Linked DNA regions of Homo sapiens: region 2 is linked to region 1. A link is a loop called in an ENCODE intact Hi-C map of the cell type or tissue named here. Cell type or tissue: CD4-positive, alpha-beta T cell. All regions are shown on one strand. Each heading gives the region's core, and the rest is flanking DNA. Links, peaks and the distances in the headings are about the cores only.

Evidence for each region. Peaks named below come from ENCODE experiments on the same cell type or tissue, not always from the same donor. Only the 100,000 strongest peaks of a DNase experiment are listed, where the experiment ranks them.
Region 2: a loop joins it to region 1, with 1.8 times the contacts of the local background. A loop is called at or near these places in 3 of 110 quality-filtered maps.

Annotation. Positions count from the first base shown.
Region 1 is chr1:77,412,027-77,423,641 of GRCh38, reverse strand. It overlaps AK5 (adenylate kinase 5), which reads right to left. Exons shown (of 14, transcript NM_174858.3): 8 at 5,927-6,003. It also overlaps the pseudogene RNU7-8P. Among named protein-coding and RNA genes, the nearest start is that of AK5, 140 kb to the right of the region's middle. In CD4-positive, alpha-beta T cell, for the core only: no CTCF peak of the experiment used is centred there; a DNase peak (open chromatin) is centred at 7,951.
Region 2 is chr1:77,466,752-77,476,558 of GRCh38, reverse strand. All of the region lies in intron 8 of AK5 (adenylate kinase 5), which reads right to left. Among named protein-coding and RNA genes, the nearest start is that of AK5, 190 kb to the right of the region's middle. In CD4-positive, alpha-beta T cell, for the core only: no CTCF peak of the experiment used is centred there; no DNase peak of the experiment used is centred there.

The DNA of each region.
Region 1 (11,615 bases), core at 3,616-11,615:
GTACAGGCTTCTACAGACGTTTCTGCTTGAGGGTTTCTGTTTGGGTAAGTTGTGATTCTCTGATTGTCTCTCCAATCTTTGGGGTAAGGGTTTGTCCTGTAACCTCACTTCTCTGACAGATCTAAGAGTGATTGTTTATTTTCAGTTGTTCAGCTTTTTACTGGTTGTTAGGATAGAGCAGCAACTTCTAAGTGCCTCACATGCCAGTCCAGGAATCAGAAGTGCTCAGACAACTGGCATTCACTTAGTTGAAGAAGAGGTGGCCTCTGTCAGCTATAGAAGGCTATCTTGAAAAGTTCAGTCATATTTGAAAGAGGGAAGGTAGGGAACTCACATTTATGCAGCATTTGTTCTGTACAAGGTACCCTGCACTCCCTACCTCTGACAACAGTAGTTCTTCTTTTTTTTTTATTTTTTTTTTTAGACGGAGTCTTGCTCTGTTGCCCAGGCAGGAGTGCAGTGGTGCTATCTTGGCCCACTGTAAGCTCCACCTCCCGGGTTCACGCCATTCTCCTGCCTCAGCCTCCCAAGTAGCTGGGACTACAGGTGCCCACCACCACGCCCGGCTAATTTTTTGTTTTTGTATTTTTAGTAGAGACAAGGTTTCACCATGTTAGCCAGGATGGTCTCAATCTCCTGACCTCGTGATCCACCCACCTTGGCCTCCCAAAGTGCTGGGATTACAGGCGTGAGCCACCGCACCCAGCCAACAGTACTTCTAAGTGGGGTTGTCACCACCATTTTCTCGAAGGGAAAATTGAGGCCCAAAAGGGGCTCAGTAAGGCATAAAAACATCACACATTAAGTAGAAGAACTGGAATTCATGTTCTTGGCTTTAAACAAATGGGCATTTATTGAGCATATGCCATATGCCAGGCTCCGTGGCAGGCACTGGGGATACAGAGAGCAGAACATAGTACCTGAAATGCAAGATAATATTACAACACAGAGTATCACGGGCCCCCTGAGAAGGTGAACCAAACCTGTGACAAGAGAAGGGTTTCCTAGAGGGGAAGCTTGGTCCTGATGGTGCATGAGTAGAGGTCACACGGGACAGAAGCAATAGGGTTGAGGAAACTTCCATATAGAGGAAAGGGACTGTGCAAACATGACCCATTTGAGGGACCTGAGAATGGCTTTGTGTGGCTGGAGCAGTCAGTGTGTTTTGATAAGTGGCAATGGATGAGTTTGGAGAAAAATGTAGGGGTCATATTCAGATTTGAAAGTTTCTATGAATCTTCTAAGAGCTTCCAGTTTAATTCTGAAATCGATGAAGAGCCAAGAAAAGTTTTAAGCCATGGAATGCCATGATTGTGTGTGCTTTCAGGAAGATAATTTGATGGGTGAGCAGACTGAGGGAAGGAGACTGGTTAGGAGGCTGGCCCTATGGTCCCAGGGAGGAAGGCTGAGGGTGTGAACCAAAGCATGGGCAGTGGAGTGGGAGAAGCAATTCCTGCACAGGAGAACTGAGTAGCTTCTTGATCAAACTGATGTAGGAAGAGAGAGAAAGGAAGGAGGCTAGGAAGACGCCCTTGTGTCTGGCTTGGGCAGCTGGAGAATGGTGGTATCATTCACAGAAATAGGAAGAACAGAAGGAAGAACAGATTTTGTGGGGGAAGATGGTGAGCGTGGTTTTGGACATGTTGAATTCAAGATGCACATGGGAAATCCAACTGGTGTTACTTAGTAGTCAGACATATGCAACAGGAGCTCACCAGGAAGCCTTAAGTGAAGTCAAAACCATGGCTGTGACTGAGCCTCTCACAGGAGAACATGTGCAGTTAGGAGAGAAGGGGCCATGGTCAGTATGCTGGGGAGTGTTCACAGTTAAATAATAGACTGATGGAGAGGAGTTCAGCAAGGAAACCAAGAATGAGTGAAGCGAGAAGTAAGAGGGAGGGATCACATGGAGGCAGGTGCTGCAGCCTGTGGTTAGGAGCAGAAGCTTTGTGGCTGAGACTGGCTTGGTGCTCAACAAACCCATCTCTCCCTTCCTGGGCATATAAATAAGCTCCATTTCTCAGCCTCCTTGCATCTAGGTAGAGCCAGTGACTAGGGTTGCTACTGAATGTGAGATGAGGTAATGTGCAATTAAATGCAGGTGCATCTTCCTCAAGTTCTTCTCCTTCCCATCCATAATCCCTTTGGAGATCACATGTAAAAGGAACTCTGGAAGGAAAGCTCTCAGATTTTGAGTTTTATTAATTATACCAGCATAACCTAGCCTATCTTTCCTGCGCCTGGCTCTGGAGTCACACAGCTGGATTTGAATCCTAGCTCTACCTTTTGAATCCTGGCTTTACCTCTTGCCAACCATGTGACCTTGAGTAAACTTCTTAATTTCTCTGTGCCTCAGATCCCTCATCAGGAAAATTGGGATAATAATAATATAGTTGTCTGAGGATAAAATGAGGTAATAAATATGAAGCACACCGACAAGTATTAAAAGCTCTAGAAATGTTGAAAGCTAATGGAAAGAATGTCAGGAATGGGGGAATGGTTCACGACAGGAGTCAGCAAACTATGGCCTGCAGGTCAAATCCACTCTGCTGCCTATTTTTATATGGCCTTTCAGCAAGAATGAATTTTACATTTTTAAATGGTGGAAATAAATGACATGAAAATTATATGGAATTTGAATTTCAGTATCCACATATGATGTTTTACTGCAACAAAGCCACATTCATTGTTTACATATTGTTATGGCTGTTTTGCTCAATGATGGCAGAGTTTGAGTAGTTGCAACAGATAACATACGGGCCCACAAAGCCTAAAATATTTACACTGCCTGGTCCTTTACAGAAAAAGTGTGGTGATCCCTAGTTTACGGTGTCAAATGCAGCAAAGGTCAAGAAAGATAACTAAAAAGGGTTAACTGGAATTGGCAAAAGATTACTAGTGAGCTTGTTAATGGCTTTATTGGAGTGGGGAAAGTGGAGAATAGATTTTGGTGCCAGGCAAATCAAAGTTTGATTTCTGACTCTACAGCTTGCTAGCTTTATGGTCTTGGGAAGTCAGTTAACTTTTGTGAGCTTCAATTTCCTTGGCTTCAAATTAGGGATTAACAGAGCTTACTTCTTGAGTTATTGTAAGGATCAGCAATAATGCATGTAAACCATAAAACACATTCCTGGTTTAGAGTAGGTGCTAAATAAATGCAAGTTCTTGTTTCATTTAATCTGCTGCAAACAAAATTGTCATTCCTTTATAGTAACTGCATTTTCACTTTTTAATTTTTTAAAAGAATTTTTTTTTCTGGGCTTTCCAGCAAAAACTAGAAAGCCTGCTAGACAAATTCTAAAAGAGCTGTAACACTATATTTTCACTTTTAATATTTTAGTTTTCTCTTCCATCTTCTGCTGGTTTACATTATATTTTAAGTCACTGCTCAAATCTCACCTCTTTAATGAGGGCATACCATTTAATATGGACCATCCTGATTAATGTGGTAATCTGTTCCTCCCCCAGCATTCCTAACCCCCTTACCTTTTCTACTTTCTTTTCTCATAGAGTTTATCACCTCTGACAATCTAGAAAACTGACTAATTTACTATGTTTATTGTTTACTTTCTGTCTTCTGCACTCTGATGTAAGCTTCTTGCCACAAGAGCCCTTGCTTCTTTTATGTAATTATATTCTAAGTGCCTAAACAGAAACTGGCACACAGTCGGTGTCCAATTAATACTTGTTGAATGATTAAATGAAAAAAGAGTAGATGAGGATTAAAAAAAAATCCTGCTCAGGACTGGATATGTTCCTTCCATCTTGGGACTGGGACTTGTCTTATTCATCTCTGTAAAATTCTCAACTATTATCTGTTAAAAAATAACTGTAAAATTCTCAACTATTAACTGTTAAAAAATAACCTCGGCTCCATCACCTCCATTCTCTCTTTCTGGAATTCCTTTTAGAATATGTTGAACCAATCATTCTATCCTCAATGTCTCCTAAGTTCTTTCTCATATTTGACAACTATTTAGCTCTGTGTTTTATTCTATGGCAATTTCCTCTACTCTATCAAGTGCCTTTTTAGCTGCATCTAGTTTACTATTCAACCGTTAATTGAATTTCTGTTTCAATTGACGATATTTTTGTGTGTGCCTACAATGCCTGTTTCTTCCCTTTTTCTTTCTTCTTTTCCATTTGTTCATGTATTTGTTTCATGGCTTCTAATCTTCCCTTTCAATATTTTGAATATCCTTATATTATGATTTCTTTCAGATTTTTCTGTTCTTTCTAGTTCTTGGGGGGTGTGGAGTCTTCCATTTCTTTAACTAGCTGGCTTCCTTGTTGTGAATCATTTCTTTGTGCAGTCTGTAATTTTAGATTGTAAGTGGTTGTTTTGCATTAGCCTCTGCTGGAGTCTTATGGGTCAGCAACTGAAAAGGCTCCCAATACATATCATTGAATGACCTGTCTTTGGAGGTTAGGATGGGAGGCAGTACATTGTGGCAGAGGCAGCACAACCTCTTTCTTTTGTAAATTGCCCAGTCTTGGGTATGCTAGAGAATGTGCCCTAAGTTCACATCCTTATTGTGAAACTATTTATGTAACCTTGGGTAAATTACTCTTCTAGTCCTTTTTTTTTTTGTCTGTGATATAGAGATAATAATTCTTACTTCCTAGAGATGTTGTGAAGAATTGCTGAGTTAATATAAGAAACTCGGCACAACGTTTTGCATGTAATAAGTGCTTAATAGATGTTAAAAATTACTATAAACATGTGTAGCTATTATAGCACTTGCCAACATCATCTCCTTGCTTTGTGCTATAAGGAAAGAACTTTATACTCAAGAAAATAGCTCCTGAATACGTATATGAAATATACAGCCAGCCATTACACATGGACACTGGTCTGATCTGTTTGCTTTATTTGTGATGAATATTAGTTAAAGATGGGAACAAAGCCTCCCCCAAGAACATGTTCACTTGGCTTTTAGCCATTGCTGAGGAGCACTGATGAGAGGCGGAAGAAAGTTTTGGACATTTTTCTTTTTTAAAAATAAAGCCTAATTAGGGGGTTGGCTCATTTGCCAACTATTTTGGTTCATTAAAATATAGCAGCAGAGAGAGTTCTTCTGCTGAGAGGAAAATGACCCAGATAAATGTCTTCAGTTTTATTCAAAGAGAAAATGTATTTAACTTCTTGGCTATGCTTTCCTCGTTCATCATTCCCTTCCACAGACTAGTGATATGGTTTGGCTCTGTGTCCCCACCCAAATCTCATCTTGTAGCTCCCATAATTCCCACATGTTGTGAGAGGGAGCCAGTGGGAGATGACTGAATCACAGGGGCGGGTCTTTTCTGTGCTGTTGTGATAGTGAATGGGTCTCACAAGATCCGATGGTTTTAAAATCAGGAGTTTCCCTGGACAAGTTCTCCCTTTGCCTGCTGCCATCCATGTAAGATGTGACTTGCTCCTCCTTGTCTTCTGCCATGATTGTGAGGTCTCCCCAGTCATGTGAAACTGTGAGTTCTCCATTAAACCTCTTTCTTTTATAAATTGCCCAGTCTTGGGTATGTCTTTATCAGCAGCTTGAAAATGGACTAATACAGTTAGCGATAAAATAGCAGAGCCCTGAACCTGTAGCTGATGCTCAGTAAATATTATTAGTTTATTAGTGGGAAGGGATAGAGACACAGGCAAATTCTTGGGCAAGAGAACCTCATTTCTATCCCATGTTAACGTTTGATGATAAACCTTTCTTTAATTCACTGTGTTTTGAATCTTAGGACAAGGGAGTGCCAAAAAGCCAAACTTAGTGAATGAAAACTGTAGACTACTGTAATTTATCATGTAATATGTTATTAGTTATCTGTATATATTTCACAAAATGAGTTTTTATAATTCAAATTTTCATAAAACATTTACAAAGGTTCAACTTAAAAACATTTAAATAGAGAACTATTTTCAGATTTTAATTACCTGATCTTCATAATCAGATCCTGTATCAATGATCTCTCCAGTGTCCAATATCATCGAAGGATCAAGGTCACTTGAACCTAAGATTAGGAAAGAAAAGATAAGTGGATGGAGGTTGTCTATGTATGTTTCTAAAGCAAACAGTCTCTCACTAGGTTTCCATATTTTCCTATATCACATTAAATTCACAAACATTTCTAGACTGTTCTCATCTGCCAGGTACAATGTTTTGCTGGAGATTCAAAATGCAGAGACTCTGGACACTGTCTGCATCCTTAAGAAGAAGAAAATACTGTGAGGAAGAATAATTTGTCAACAAGAGTTATTATTAAAGGTTCAGCAACCCAAGAGAGTGAGCTACTAATTCTGATTAGTAGTAGAGGTGATGGTGGAGTTAAGATTCTTCATGAGGTACTAATCTATGATCCTGAATTTTGAGGGTGAATACAGGTTGTCCAGGAGGGGGAGCAGTTTCAGGATTTGCAACAATAATGGAAGTAGAAGGAACACCATGAGCAAAGTACAGAGTGGGAGGAGAGTAAGGGGTTTCCAGAAACAGGAAGGGCTAAGTTTGCGTACTCCCTGAAAACTCGAGTTTTTCCTCAAGCCTTCGGGTCACCTTAGTTGCTGAAGGTAAGAAAAATCGGGTTAACTTAATGTATGAATAGAGAGATTATTTCCCTTAGGTACTACAGGTTTCATTAAATCAGTTACCCATTAATCCCCAAGGCTCAGACTTAAACTGGTAATTTTTACAATGGGACTTCTGAAGCACAACTGATTCATCATTCTCATTTAATAACTCTTTCCTGCTAGGAAATATATATCATCTAACTACCCAGAAAGACTGAATTCAGTGCTGCCCATAAAATATTATATATCCTGTGAAAAAACATTGTTTCACTGTAAACTTGGCCTTGGCAAATCATTCTTAGTCAGAATATCCAATGAGTAATGCATAATGAATATAAATTTGTAAAAAATGTTAAGCATCTCATACACTTCTCAGATATAGACCTGTCCCCGATGTTGCTTTCATATTTTCTTTCCAAATGAGTCGGGGTATGTCCTTACACAGTCTTCTCTCATCTCTTCTCTTTTTTCCCCCTTCTCTTCTCTTATCATTGTCCCTGCTGTCTACCAACTTGACAAAGTAATAGCCATTACCAAATTGATTAAGTTCTAAGCAGTAATGCCAGTGTTTACTGTGTTTATATCTTTACATTTTTTACAGGATGATAAAGTTTTTCAAAATGGACATACTAAACCATCAAACCATTTTGGAAAAGTAATCATAGCGTTGCCATGAAGAGTTGCAGTTGCATAAGTGTGTTCAGAACAACCCTGGGTGATGCTAGTCATGCTGTCAGCACAGCCCTTGCCAGACCACTGTTCATAAGATGGCTGCTAGAATGGAGTTGGCAAGACTACCCACCATACTATTAACAGAGATTAGAAGGTAGAGGTGGGAAACTTTAATTTACATATGTATTTTAACATTAGTGGGATTATACATAATTTTTCTACCTTTGTACTTTTGGTATTTTTTTCAAATAAATAATTTTGTAAGGTGTATTTTGGGGCCAAAATACTCAGCCGTCGTAAAGCCCAGTTTGAAGGTCAGTTTGCACTTATGTTGTGAGGCAGTAAGTATCAGAAATAAAAAAAAAATCTATATATGTATTTTTCCCATTATAAGATAATAGACATTTTAGAACTATCAGGTTGGTGCAAAAGAAATTGTGGTTTTTGCCACTACTTTCAACGTCTGTTTCACAGAATCCCACTTCTCATTTTAGAAAAGAGGAAAATGAGATGCAGAGAAGTTAAAAAACTTGGCCTAGGTCATGTAGAAAGTGCCTGAGACCAAAGGCAGAGCCAGTAGCTCCTACTTCTCTTTATAACACACCATGCTGACTCCAAATTCTAAGCAAGGGCAATCGAAATGGGTTTATACAGACCCTCTTTCGCTACAGTGCTCTGCAGGAAAGGACCTGGAGGAGCATGCTGTCAAGTCCATGTGCTGAGAAAATGAGGAACAGTGAATGGTTGATGATGACGCAGGTCATAGGGTGGCTGTGGAAATGGAAGAATCAGAAGTGGAATTAAGGAGTCTCATTCAAGCTGGTAACAATCAATGCTCCCTTCTAGGTGGCTGCTATTGAAAGCATCATTAAAGATAACACAAATTTTATCTGGCTTTCTTTACTTCCACAATATGATTATTATCTGCCACTGACTGGTGGAAGTGGTGATAGCTATTGGATTCAAATGATACCTTTGCTTCACCTGTACTTAGAGTGATTCATGTGGAGTGAGTACTGTGATCTGAACATGAAATCTTTTTAAACATATAGCTGCTTTTAGTACCCGTGTCCTACTTATTTTATTTAATTACAAAGTGTTCTTTCCGTTGTTTTCAAAAACGACAATGTGAAAGGCTCTTAAACAACTCAGTTAACGGATATTACACGTTAATACTTGAAAACGGAGCAAGATAATTAGAAAACTATCATCAGCAATGGTAGAATGAAAATACCTTTGTTTAAAAGAAAGCTTCATGCTTATAAGTAAGAAGAGATTGGATTTCCTAATAAAATGTATGTTGTTTTTTTTTGACAGAGTCTCCCTCTGTTGCAATAAGATGCTTTCAACAGGAATTATATTGTATCATTAGGGATGAAATTTCTTGAAACATTGTTACTCCTGGCAACAGGATTAATATATCATAGGAGGCAACAGACAAAGGATATCATTATCAGCTTGGATAATGATTGAATGGCTTTCATTTTCTTTTAGCATTGGTTTCTTGGTTTGCTGAAAATGGGACCTTTAATAATACTCTAAGGTTTGACACAAAAAATAGAGGGAAAATATAGACAAATGTACACATTACTGCCTTCTTTCGTTGGATAATTTAACACATAAAACAACTGCAATGATATTGTTACTCAAAAAAGACAGAAAAATTAGGATGTTACGAAAAAGTGATAGTGTAGCTTTCATTTTCCCCGTTTTGAATTTTTCAATTTCTTTCCAGATTTAAAAATATTATTTCTATAGATGACAGAGAAAGGTATGCGCTGAAATACAGAACCCTAGAGGAAGCACCCAGTGCTGCTAGTTTTAGAATGGCCTTCAGAAATATTATTTTCAGGTTGGCTCCTTAAATTTAAGGGGGAAGGTGATACAAATTAGCTTTAGAGGTACCAGAGGCTAACCATATTACTTTCTGGGTCAACGTTACAGATGTTTTTCCTCCTAGTGGATCTTTAACTCAAAGTTTTAGGAAAATCCTCCTCCCACTTTGAGTACCCCATAAAGACACTCCTACAATTGCAGGGCTTCTTAAGCAGTGAAGGGTGTCCGTAAATAAAACTCCTCCAACCCTTAAACTGCACCCTCTGAGGAAAGCAGTTTCTCCCTTGTCCTGTCCCTTACAGCGTAGCTTACAGTTTTATTTTCATTAACAGTTTCGTTACAGTTTAATTTTAACGAAAATTAAACCTGTAAGGGTTGTGTTTCATTTCTGAATCTAAGAACAAAACTTAGAAGGTACATGTGTTCAATGCATACGTACCAAATGACTAAAAATGAAAGGACACTTCCACTTTACCTGTACAGGTCTTGCTCTCATTGATCCATGCTACAAACATTAAATGTCTCCTATAAGTGCCTGACCTGCATTAAGCACTGAGAGGCCAGCTCGAATTCCACAGGCATGGAAAGTGTTCATTACAATGTGTAGGAAGAGCACTGTATTTACTTGGAAAAATATTCTGACGGTATTTGGGACTAGAACTCTTTGAGGGATCTGGGTGTTGATGGGTTGCTCTGGGTGAGAAGGGGAAGTGGGGAGTTTTTCAGTTACTCCAGGACAGGGTTGGGGCAGGGAGGAGGGCAGAGAAGGAGAAGAGAGAAGAAGTAGATCCAGGAAAAGTGGAGAAAGTTGTATTGTGTAAGATGTGGTTTCTCCCCATGAGCCCTCAAATCTGCTGCAAAGACAGGAACCCATAGATAGCCTTTTCAATGTGACAACCACATACTTTGCATACAGAAACCATTTATTTTTCAGAACAATCCTCTGGGGTAGCTGCTATTATTATCCCCTCTTTATAGATAAGGAGATGGAGGCCCAGAGCAGTTGAGTGACGCAGCCAGATGGCTTTGCTAGAAGTGTGGGTGGAGGGCTTCATTGAGGGGGAGACACTGTAGACAGGCCTTGAAGAAGCAGACGATCAGAGCAATGGTAGTCTCTAAGAAAAGTCCTGGTACACCTGTGGGTCACAGGGTGCTATTCAAGGGCCTAATCTAGTCTGGGGTGGGGTCTGAGAAAGTCTCCTTGAGAAAATCACCACGTTTACTCTGAGGCGCAAAGTAGAATCTGGCCAGGTGCAGGATGGGGCTCTATGGGGTTGGGAGAGTGAGAGGGATGCAAATGAGGAGAGGCATTTTCTAAGCAGAGAGAAGAGCAGGTGGAAAATGCCTAAGGCAGGAAGGAACTTGAGGTATTCAGAGAACTGGGGGAAGCTGGTGCCAGTGACGTTGGGGAGGGGATGTTATGGCAGTAACAGGACCACTGCAGGAAAGCAAAGGATTTGGGGCTTTCTTCTGTGCTAAGGGTACTCGTGGCCAGCCTGCAGGAGTCATTGAAGGTTTTGTTTTGTTTTTTTTTCAGAAAGGCAGGATGATTAGAGCTGCATTCTGTGAAGATCTCCATGGCAGCAGGACATTCATGACAGACAGGAGAGGCCAGGGATGAGGAATGACAAAGCGTTTGGTGACTGCAGTGGGAATAAAGACAAAGGTTTGGACTCCCAAGGTGCCCCCGTGGATTGATGATCAGTGTGGAGTGTGAGGGCAAGAACACTTCTGCCTGGCTCCCCGGAGAAAGGTCAAGGTGAGAGAAAGAGAATTGGATGCCATTCATAGGAGGCGATATGGGAGCTGTGGGGCAGCTGAGATTCTGCAGAAAGAGAGTTGAGAGAGAAAAAAACAGTGGCGGGACCAAACCTGGAGGCTGACAATTCATAGAGCAGAGGCCATGGATATGACTTATTTATTGGGTGAGTCATCAACATTTATAAGCCAGGAGATTTCACCATTGTTCCTTAACAGCGACAGTTTCCTGGAGCTACACAGTATCTGCCTCCTGCAGGGGAGGCACCATTTACTTCTAGTTTACTGCACTTTATTCACCTAGGGCTGTTTTAGAGAAAACAAACTTATTCTAAGGCTGAAGCAGAAGCCAGCTTTCAGGGGGTCTCAGGAGTGGAAGAGTTAGCGGGAGTTGAGGCTGCAAGCACAGAGTCTTCTGTTTATGAGCTCTGAGGTACAGAGAGGAGAAAGTAGACACCTGGAAACTGCTGTTAAGGCTCAGGCACTATGCACTTTACCAAGGGGACCTTAAGAGAATGAGGACACAGCACGTGTCCTCAGGCGGTTTCCTATTGGTACAGAAACCAGCACAGTTGCATCACTGCAGGGCACAAGGCTCCCTAGTGGAGAAACACCGCTAGGGAGCCACGAAGTGCTGGGTGTCCCAAAGAAGGGGTGGCTTAAATCAGCCCCTCCATCCCACTGTATTAGCAAACTGAGGATATCTAGCAGTTAGATATTTGTCGTTAGAGGTAGTCACTTCTAAAGCATCTTCTAAATAAAATATTAACTTGAAAAGCACAGAGTCATAGTA
Region 2 (9,807 bases), core at 1-8,000, 57 kb before region 1:
ATATGAATAGAAACGAAGATGGATTCATTTGCTAAAAGTGGAGCTGAAGCTGGATCATGCTAAACCAATGATCTGAAAATGAATTTTACAGGTTTTACTGGAAAACTGTGAATGAAGTTTTGAAATCCCTTGGAACTTCAGCAGGAGAATGTTGAAAAATACAAACATAAGTACATTTTATCACCAGGGAGAAGGGAGACTGGTCCTTCAGAAATTTTGAGTGGTTACAGTTCTTTTCTAAACCATGTTTTCATTTAAAGTAATGGGCAATTTGAAAGAAAAAAAGTATGGGAAATGGTGTGTAATTTAGTTACACCCCAGAATTTATTCCGCAGCAAGTCCCATTTCTCATTCACTGAACTACACAATTAGAGGTCTGCTTGCTGTAAAGTACTTGTATAACTGAGTAAACAGAGTTGAAAAAAATGTGGTAGATGCTAGGCTAACTTTTTCCAGTTGTATTAAATTGCAGTTTCTCTATATAAACTGCTTTAACAGACCTAGTTCTCTAGGAGAAATGGTATTTTTCTTCTCTTACATATAAATTGCAATATTAGTGTCTCTAATAAGAAATTTTAAAGAAAAAAATTTTCTCACTGTTTTTCTCTAAGTTCCTTTTTTCATCATCTCAAATACGTGTTCAACTCAACTCTCTGCTAGAAGATTATGAAACACTTTGATCTTGTCTTCAGATGCCAAATGTAGCACCATTGTTAAGAAGAGCTTTGTCAGGCTGGTGGTTTAAAGGAAGGGGCAAAGTTCCCATTTTAATTTCATGTAAAGTTAATGTTGGCCATAAAGTCACATCTGACTAGTCTTGCCAAGGAATTATTTGACCTTTACCTCTTTGTTTTCTAATTCCTTGTAAAACAGAAATAAAATGGCAAAGCTGAGCTTCAGTCACTGGGAATTACAGAGCACACTGGCTTGTCTCTTAACTTTTATTAGGTGCCATACATATATACAGGATCCATATATAGATATACAGAGAGAGTAATACATATATATATATAATATATATTTGTATATATATAATATATATACATATATATATAATATATATTTGTATATATATAATATATATACATATATAATATATATTTGTATATATATAATATATATACATATATATAATATATAGTATATATATACATATATATTATATATATACATATATATAATATATATTTGTATATATATAATATATATGTATATATATACATTTGCCCTGAGCTTGTTTACATTCTGCCCCTTCTACCTCCCCACCTCCCTGAGTAATATATATATTTCTCTCTATATCTATATATGGAGCCTTTATATATCTATATATGGAGTATATAGAATACACACACACACACACACATATATATATATATATATATATATATATACATGCACACACACATACTCCTAGCAAAATGGAAAATCAGATTTATTATTAGAATAAAACACACTAGGTTGAGCACAGTGGCTCACACCTGTAATCTCAGCACTTTGGGAGGCTGAGGTGGGAGGATTGTTTGAAGCCAGGACTTCAAGATCAGCCTGGTAAACATAGTGAGACCCCGTCTGTACAAAGAAGTTAAAAAAATAGCTAGACATGGTGCACACCTATAGTTTCAGCTACTCAGGAGACTGAGGTGGGAGGATCACTTGAATTTAAGTGTTTGAGGCTGCAGTGAGCTGTGATTGCACCACTGTGCTCTAGCCTGGGTGAAAGAAAGAGACTCTGTCTCAAAAATAAATAAATAAAAGAATAAAACACATTATATGTGTGTTTGTGTGTTTTCAGGGAGAAAAAGGATCACCCAGAGGCATCATCCTTTGTCACATCACCTTTCTTTAAGAAGGAAGTAAGATTGGGGGAAGGTGGGTCCAGATGAGGTGAGCCAGTGGAGAGCTTAAGGGACTGACAACTCCTTCTCCAGTCCTCTTCCTTCTGAGTTCCTCCATTGGTCACACTGTACCCTAATTAATGCTTTCCCTGCAGCCTGAAGCACTTCTTGATCATCACTGTCATAGAAGCAACAGTTTTCCATCAACCACTCCGAAGCCTACAGTCTGACCTGGACCCTACTTCTCCTGCTTTCATTATTCCTCAACATGAATGTCTGTGTTCAATCCCCAAGGCTCTAGAGGGTAAGCCTGAGTGGAAAGTGAGACAGAGCTAGTTAGTGGCAGTGGGACATAGAGCCAGGGAGGAATGAAAGATGATATCCAGGTCGGAGTTGGGAATCAAAGAGGCAGGTCAAAAGAAGTCTTCTTCCCATTAGAAACAATATGGGGGCCTGAGGTGACAGGCTTTACTCTGAGTCTACCAGCCTGAGAAGGGCTCAGGAGGAGACATTCGGGAGAGACTGCTGAGCAGTTGCTATCTATAGCTACTATTGACAATATTTATAAAGTACTGGCTGGTTTGCCCAAGCTAGTTAAGATAAACTCCACATGAGACAAATGAGTCCATTAATTTCCCCAGAGCTTGACCCGTTTAATCTGCCTTCTGGACCCCTGCTTATTGTTTGTCCAGCCTGGAATGCCTTCCCCTTTGCCTTGAGCTTGTTTACATTCTGCCCCTTCTTACACCTCCCCTCCTCCCTGAGCCTTTGCCAGTCACTTTACCCTCACCAAACTCCCCATGAATCATCCATTTGGCTCAGAGCATGTGTGAGTGGTAAGAAGAGCAACAAGAGCATTTTTGGAGCATTTGCTGTATGCCAGGGACAGCACTAAGCTCTTTACGTAGATGATCTCATTTAATTGTATTGCTACTTAACTACATATGTGCAGAATTCGTTTTTCCAAAATCCTTCTCAAAGATGGGGCTGTCTTTTATCTTTTTGCACCCAAATGACTAACAGAGACATGCTAAGTAAAGATTTGTAAATGATGAATATAAGAAGACAGCTTCTTTTTTCAAAATATAGTAAAAATAGTGATAGAGAAGATACAATCAGTAGATTTCTCCAGAAGGAAGAAGGGCAGAAGTAATATCAGTGCATAGGCAATTAGAAAGGTCTAAATGTTTAATGTCCGTAGCTGTCCAATCCTGGAAGTGTAGATTTGGAAGATCCCAGCACCAGAGGTATTCAGGTGGAGGCAGATTAACTATCTGGCAGTCAAGAGATTCTTAGACCGTGTAGGAGGTTAGATTAGGTGCTGTCTAAAGAAGCTTCTGAGGCTGGGCATGGTGTCTCATGCCTGTAATCCAAGTACTTTGAGAGGCTGAGGTGGGAGGATAGCTTGAGACAAGGAGTTTGAGGCTGCAGTGAGTTGTGATCGTACCACTGCACTCCAGCCTGGGCAACAGAGACCCTGTCTCAAACAAAACAAAACAAACAAAACACCAAAAAAAAAAAAACCCCAAGAAGCTTCCAATGCTGAGATTCTACTGCTCATGCAACAATTCAACCAATATTTACTGAGTTCTGTGGTAGAATAATCCTCCCACCCCCAGCAAAGATGTCCATGTCCTAATACTTGGAACTTGTGAATATGTTACCTTACATGGCCAAAGGGATTTTGCAGATGTGGATAAGTTAAGGATCCTGAGATGGGAAGATCATCCTGGATTATCTGGGCGGGCTCAACGCAATCACAAGGGTCCTTCTAAGAAAGAGTCAAGAGGGTCAGAGTCAGAGGAGAGGTGGCAACAGAAGCAGAGGTCAGAATGATGCCACTGATGGAAGGAGCCACAAGCCAAGGGATGTGGGCAACTAGAATCTGAAAAAGACAGGGAAATGGATTTCTCCCTAGAGCCTCCAGAAGAATTGCCTCATCAGTAGCTGGGACCACAGGTGTGTGCCACCACGCCCAGTCTTTTTTAAAAAAATTCATTTTTAGTAGAGATGGTATTTTACCATGTTGTCCAGGCTGTTCTCGAACTCCTGAGCTCAAGCGATCCACCTGCCTTGGCCTCCCAAAGTCCTGGGATTACAGGCATGAGCCACTGTGCCCGGCCCTCCCTCCCTCCTCTTCTTTTCTTGCAGGTAGAGCCCACCTCTCTTTTTGGATGCAGAAAATGCCAGATCCTTGCATTTCCATCCTCCCTTGCATTATGGGTATGGGTCTGTGACCAAATCAGGGCCAAGAGGATGTGAAAAAGCAATCTTCTGGGGGACTTTGGGAGAAAGAGGTTTTCTCTATTAAAAAAGAGAGACACACATGGGAGAATCAGCCTCACTCTCCCATTCTGGTTTTACAAGTGGTTGTGTGAGATGCCACGTTTGGATCCACCACTGCCACCCTGCGACCACAAAAGGAGGCATCCCCTATGCGTTAAGGAGGGCAGATGGAAATAGGGAAACTGCCTGGGCCCCATGTGACCTTGTGTCCCTGCTGGACCAACTCTGGGATCATCTACCTTTAAAATGTGGGTAAGGAAGAAAATAACATTTTTAATTGTTTATGACAATTTTAGCTAGGTTACTTGCAGGTGGCAGGCAGCAAGTTCACTGAATACTGCTTAACTTATGCACAATTGCAAAATCCTTTCTTGGGTGAATACTGGTATGAGTATATACAATTTCATTTTTGGCTTACATTTAAAAGGCACTTATCATTAATCTAATAAATAAGTTATTAAGGGTTAAGAATATTTGGAATCCATAACTTAACTCAGCATGTTTGTAGAGCTTTGGAGAACTCCAGTTCAGCATTCTCTTAAGAATCTGGCCGCTGTACAAGGCCGACAATGTTCAATGCTCCTACAGAATGTGTACACATACTGAAACTGGCAATCTTAACAGTTTTCAGGAAGGATGCATTTTGCTGCTATTCTTGCTTTTTCATTATTAATTATGATGACTTTATCTTCATTACTACCAATTTAATTTGCTGTGGGGTGTTAATGCCACCTTATGTGGCATTCCATATGTCCTTTGGCACTCCAATGACAGATACTTCCTTTGCATTGGATATCTTTGGGGATAGGCTTTAAGACCCACAAGTTCTATGGTTTCTAGATGAAACTCCATACTACTCCAGTTGCAGAAGATAGGTCTCTAACCAGCCCCAAAGTGCTAGTTTAATAAAGGTCAGTACTATTGCAGTGGGGAAAAGCATGAACAGGTGAAGTAAGTGGGCAGTGGAAACAATTTAGAAAGCATGTCAGTGCACTATAAACCCTGAATGAATGTTTCTGTCATCATACTATATGGTTACAATAACAATAACTACATTTACTTTGTATTATTTAATTTGCTTACCACAGCAGCCAACTGAAGGAGGTATTATCCCCATTTGACAGATCTAAAGCTGTGTCTTAGGGCTTAGGGGATGTGCCTCAATCATAGAGCTAGAAAGTGTGTGAGATAGAGTTCGAATTCAGGTCTGCTTGATTCCAAAACCTGGGCACCAGCTTTAAAAAATATGTCTTCTAGGCCAAACGCTGTGGCTCACGCCTGTAATTCCAGCACTTTGGGAGGCTGAGGCGGGTGGATCACGAGGTCAGGAGATTGATACCATCTTGGCTAACACGGTGAAACCACGTCTCTACTAAAAATAAAAAAAAAATTAGCCAGGCATGGTGGCACACGCCTTTAGTCCCAGCTACTCAGGAGGCTGAGGCAGGAGAATTGCTTGAACCCAGGAGGCAGAGGTTGCAGTGAGCCAAGATCATGCCACTGCACTCCAGCCTGGGCCACAGAATGAGACTCTGTCTCAAAAAAAAAAAAAAAAAAAAAAATATATATATATATATATATATATATATATATATATATATATATATATATTCTAAATGTGCCATTAAAATGAGAAAATTCAAAATCATGAAGACAAATTATGGGGACTGGGTTGTGTTTGTGCTCATAAGGTGTTTTTTGCCTATAAATTCAAAACTTTGTTGGAATTACCACATAAGACTTAACTATTTGTCAAACAAATATTTTCTATTGAACAGAGTTTTTACCTATGAATATTGATTCTACAAAGACACTTAAATAAAATTTCCAGTCCTGTGCCTCCAGTTGATTTTGTCTTCTTTATTCTTACATGCAGTACATGCTCAAGTGTTGCTGGTAAAGAGATGTGTTGTTACTAATATTATTATTATTTGAGTCAGGGTCTCACTCTGTCATCCAGGCTGGAGTGCAGTGGCATCATCTCAGCTTACTGCAACCTCCGCCTCCCAGGCTCAAGTGATCTTCCCACCTCAGCCATCCGAGTAGCTGGGATTACAGGCACACACCACCATGCCTGGCTAATTTTTGTATTTTTTGTGGAGACAGGATTTTGCTAGGTTGCCCAGGATGGTCTTGAACTCCTGAGCTCAAGTGATCCTCCCGCCTTGGCTTCACTAAGTGCTGGGACTACAGGTGTGAGCCACTGCGCCCGGCCAGGGATGCATTATTTATTGAGCTCCTGACAGGTAGTGCAACAGACGCTTTTGTAGCTATCTCATTATTCTCATGCTAACACCACAAGGTAAGCTTCATTATCCTTTATTTGTAAGTGAGAAAATTAAGACTATGAGTATTTTACTTCATAGTTTTAACTCCCTTAAGGAGAGGAAAAAGGCATATTGGAAGTTACAAAACATTCCGATGTTTGTCCTTTCCTGCACCATTGTACCAAACTGTCTATGGCAGATCAATGACAACTGTAGCCTCAGATGTTCACTTTTCCTTGCATTCTTGCCTCCTACAGTGTCACTTTGTAGATCCTCACATCCAGAGGTGATTATTTTCCCCCGACCCTTTAACCTGTGCCAGTCTTGTTACTTGCTGTTCAGCCAATAGAATGAGGAAGAGGTTACAGTATGCTAGTTCCACGGCTATGCTTCAAGTATCCTGCATGCTTCCATTTCCTCCCTTAGGCTCCTGCCACTGTCATGAGGACATGAAAATGAGGGACCATATGGAGCACAGTTTGGGTCATCCCAGCTGAGGCCGTCCCAGATCAGCAAGGCTCTGGCTGACCCAGCGGCTGACCACATGGATTAGTTAGGGTTCCACAGAGATACAGAACCTGTTGTTTATTTATGTTGCTGTCTATGCCTATGAGATTTATTGCAAGAAATTGGCTTACACAATTGTAGGGGCTGGTTAGGTAAGTCTGAAATCCATAAGGCAGGTGGGCAGGCTGGAAACTGTTGGGCAAGAGCTCTCACTGCGGGCCATATGCCAAATTCCTTCTTCCTCTGGGAAACCTCAATTTTGTTCTTAAGGCTTCTCAATGAATTGGATGAAGCTCACCCAGGTTATCGAGGAACTCTCCTCAAAGTCAACTGATTGTAGATGTTAATCAAATCTACAAAACACCTTCACAGCAACACTTAGATTAGTATTTGATTAAATAACTGGGTACAATAGCTTAGCAAAGTTGACACACAAAACTGTCCATCCCACTGCAGATGTGTGAGTGAGCTGAGATCAATAGAGCCCAGCCTAGATCAGTGGAACTGCTCAGCCAACCCTCCCTCCCTCCAAAGTAACCAAGAGGAATAATAAATGGATGTTGTTTTAAGCCATTAAGATCTAGGCAGTGACACAGCAACAGTTAACTGCATATGCAGCACTTCTTACTTTGAAACAATATTCGAAAATCCTTTAGCCCAAGGACTTTTACCCTTTCTATTTTGGCTGTCTGCTATAATTTCCCCAAGACAATGCAGAAGACAGCTACCAGGTTGGTTTCTAGAGTGACCTAGCCTAGCTCTGTGCCTCCTGGAAACGTGTTGAACTCAAAAGCCAGCCTTTATAGCTCCTGTTTGTCTTAAAATCACAGTACTAAGCTCCAAAGCAGGTAAAGAGAAACATTTTACTGTCTTTTGAAAAGCCTTTAGCAAAGAGTATTTGAGGACTATTTAAAGACATGGTGACATCATCTGGAAAAGCACACATTCAACCAAGTACCAAACACAAATAGATGGAAGAGCCAAGGAAACCGGCCTGCTCTTTTCTACTTCTGAAAGTCCATCATATATAATGTGGTATAGAAAAAAGAAAACTGCCAAAAGCAGAAATGAAAGAGGCTCAGGACAGAAAAGCAAGCATGAGAGTTAACTCTTAAAAGCTGGGAAATTCAAAATCCAGGGCTGGACCCTTGCCACTGAGTGAAGGCAGCCCTTTCCTGGGGCCTGAAGCCACAGGCCTGCCTCTGAGGCACGGCTGCCAGGTACAGCTCTACAGTTGTGCACTTCACAAATATTCCTGGCTAAGGAGCTGAGTAGGGACTGAATCCAGTTACCAACCTGTGTGTCTCACTGATGTGTCTGCCAAGACGGGGATCTTTTTCTAATCTGCACAAAAGTACCATATGGGCTAGCAGTGGCCTGACTTGAGGTGAAGGTTTATCAATTTTTTCCATATTAAATGTTAAGGAAAGAGAGTACAGGGAAAAAGAAGCAAAGCAGAATTTTACTGCTTTTGCAAATGCTGCTTCAATGGTATCAGTCAGACACTGCAACCACATCTCCCACCCCCTCAAGAGTTCAAATAAACATGCCTCCATTTATAAGCCAAGAGGCTTGGTGTACTAAAGTGGCCTCAGGCCAGTCCTCTAAGACCCCCTTTAACCCTACCCCAGCACTTAAGCCCCTCTTCTGTAAACATTCTGGAGCTGCTGCTGCTGCTGGTCTCAGCCTTCAGTGACTCCTAATAGAGCAGCCATTCCTTTCCTGTGCTTACATGATGATACTGCTATGAGCACCGGGTGAGGGATGATGAGGAAGGGATGATGTAAGTGCAGGGCATGCTCACTGCTTCTGAAACCAGTCCACCTTGAGAGAGGACAGGGCTGGTCCTCTCAGATATACCGTATGAATTCAGAGCAGCCTCCTCTCCTCCTTCCCCTGAGGTTGTAAAGACCTAAAACTTTAAAGGACAGTGGGAATATTTCATAGGCTGGAATCAATACTTGTCATCAATGCCTCTTCATGGCTTTTCTTTATGTGTACTAAAATCGAAGAATTAAAAGCCTTAAAGAGGAGTAAATACGAAGAAGATTATGCCATGGATTTGACACATTAGTATATATTTTAGAAAAAAAATCAGGTATGAAATTACCATATGAGAACTAAGTGGACTGTAAAATAACTATTTTATGCTCAAAACAGTTTTTATCTTTGAACATCAGCTTCACAAAGGCACATTTCCAAATCATCAGCCTTGGATTTCCGAAGTGTTTTTCCTATTCATTTTCTACTTATTACTGAGCAGCAGGCTCTGCGCAGAACAGAAGTCTGTGGGGTGGAAGGAGAAATTCTCATTGTTGTGAATGCATTCATTGTGTGAGTCTGTTCACAGAAACCCATGAAGGAGAAACTAGGAGCCTCCACTTTACAAGGAAAGAAAGTGAGGCTTGGGTGAGGGAATGACACAAGGACCAAAGTCTCACACCTGGTATGTAAGAGAGCTGATACCTTGACCCAGGGGACTGAACTCCAAAGACTCCATGCATTTTTCCCTATCCAGGAATGAATAAAAGAGGCAATTTGATATTACTTTCTATACAGGAGTATGTTACAATTCAGGGAGAGTTACAATTTGATGCATGTTCACATCTAAGTTAATGTGGTCCCATAGAAGCTATTGTATTTTCTTTAAATTTCAGTGTCTTGCATGTATATGTTGCTTTATACATGGAAAATATTTTCATTTCTGCTACCTGCAATGCAGTGTGGGATGTTGGCAAAAGCACTAGATCCCTACCCTGGGTGCTATGGTTGCTATGGTTTGAATGTTTTGGTCCCCTCCAAGACTCATGTGTTGAAAACTTAATCCCCAGCGCAACCATGTTAGAAGGTGTGGACCACTGGGAGGTGTTTAGATCATGAGGGCAGAGCCCTCTTAAAAAGGGCTTGTGGAT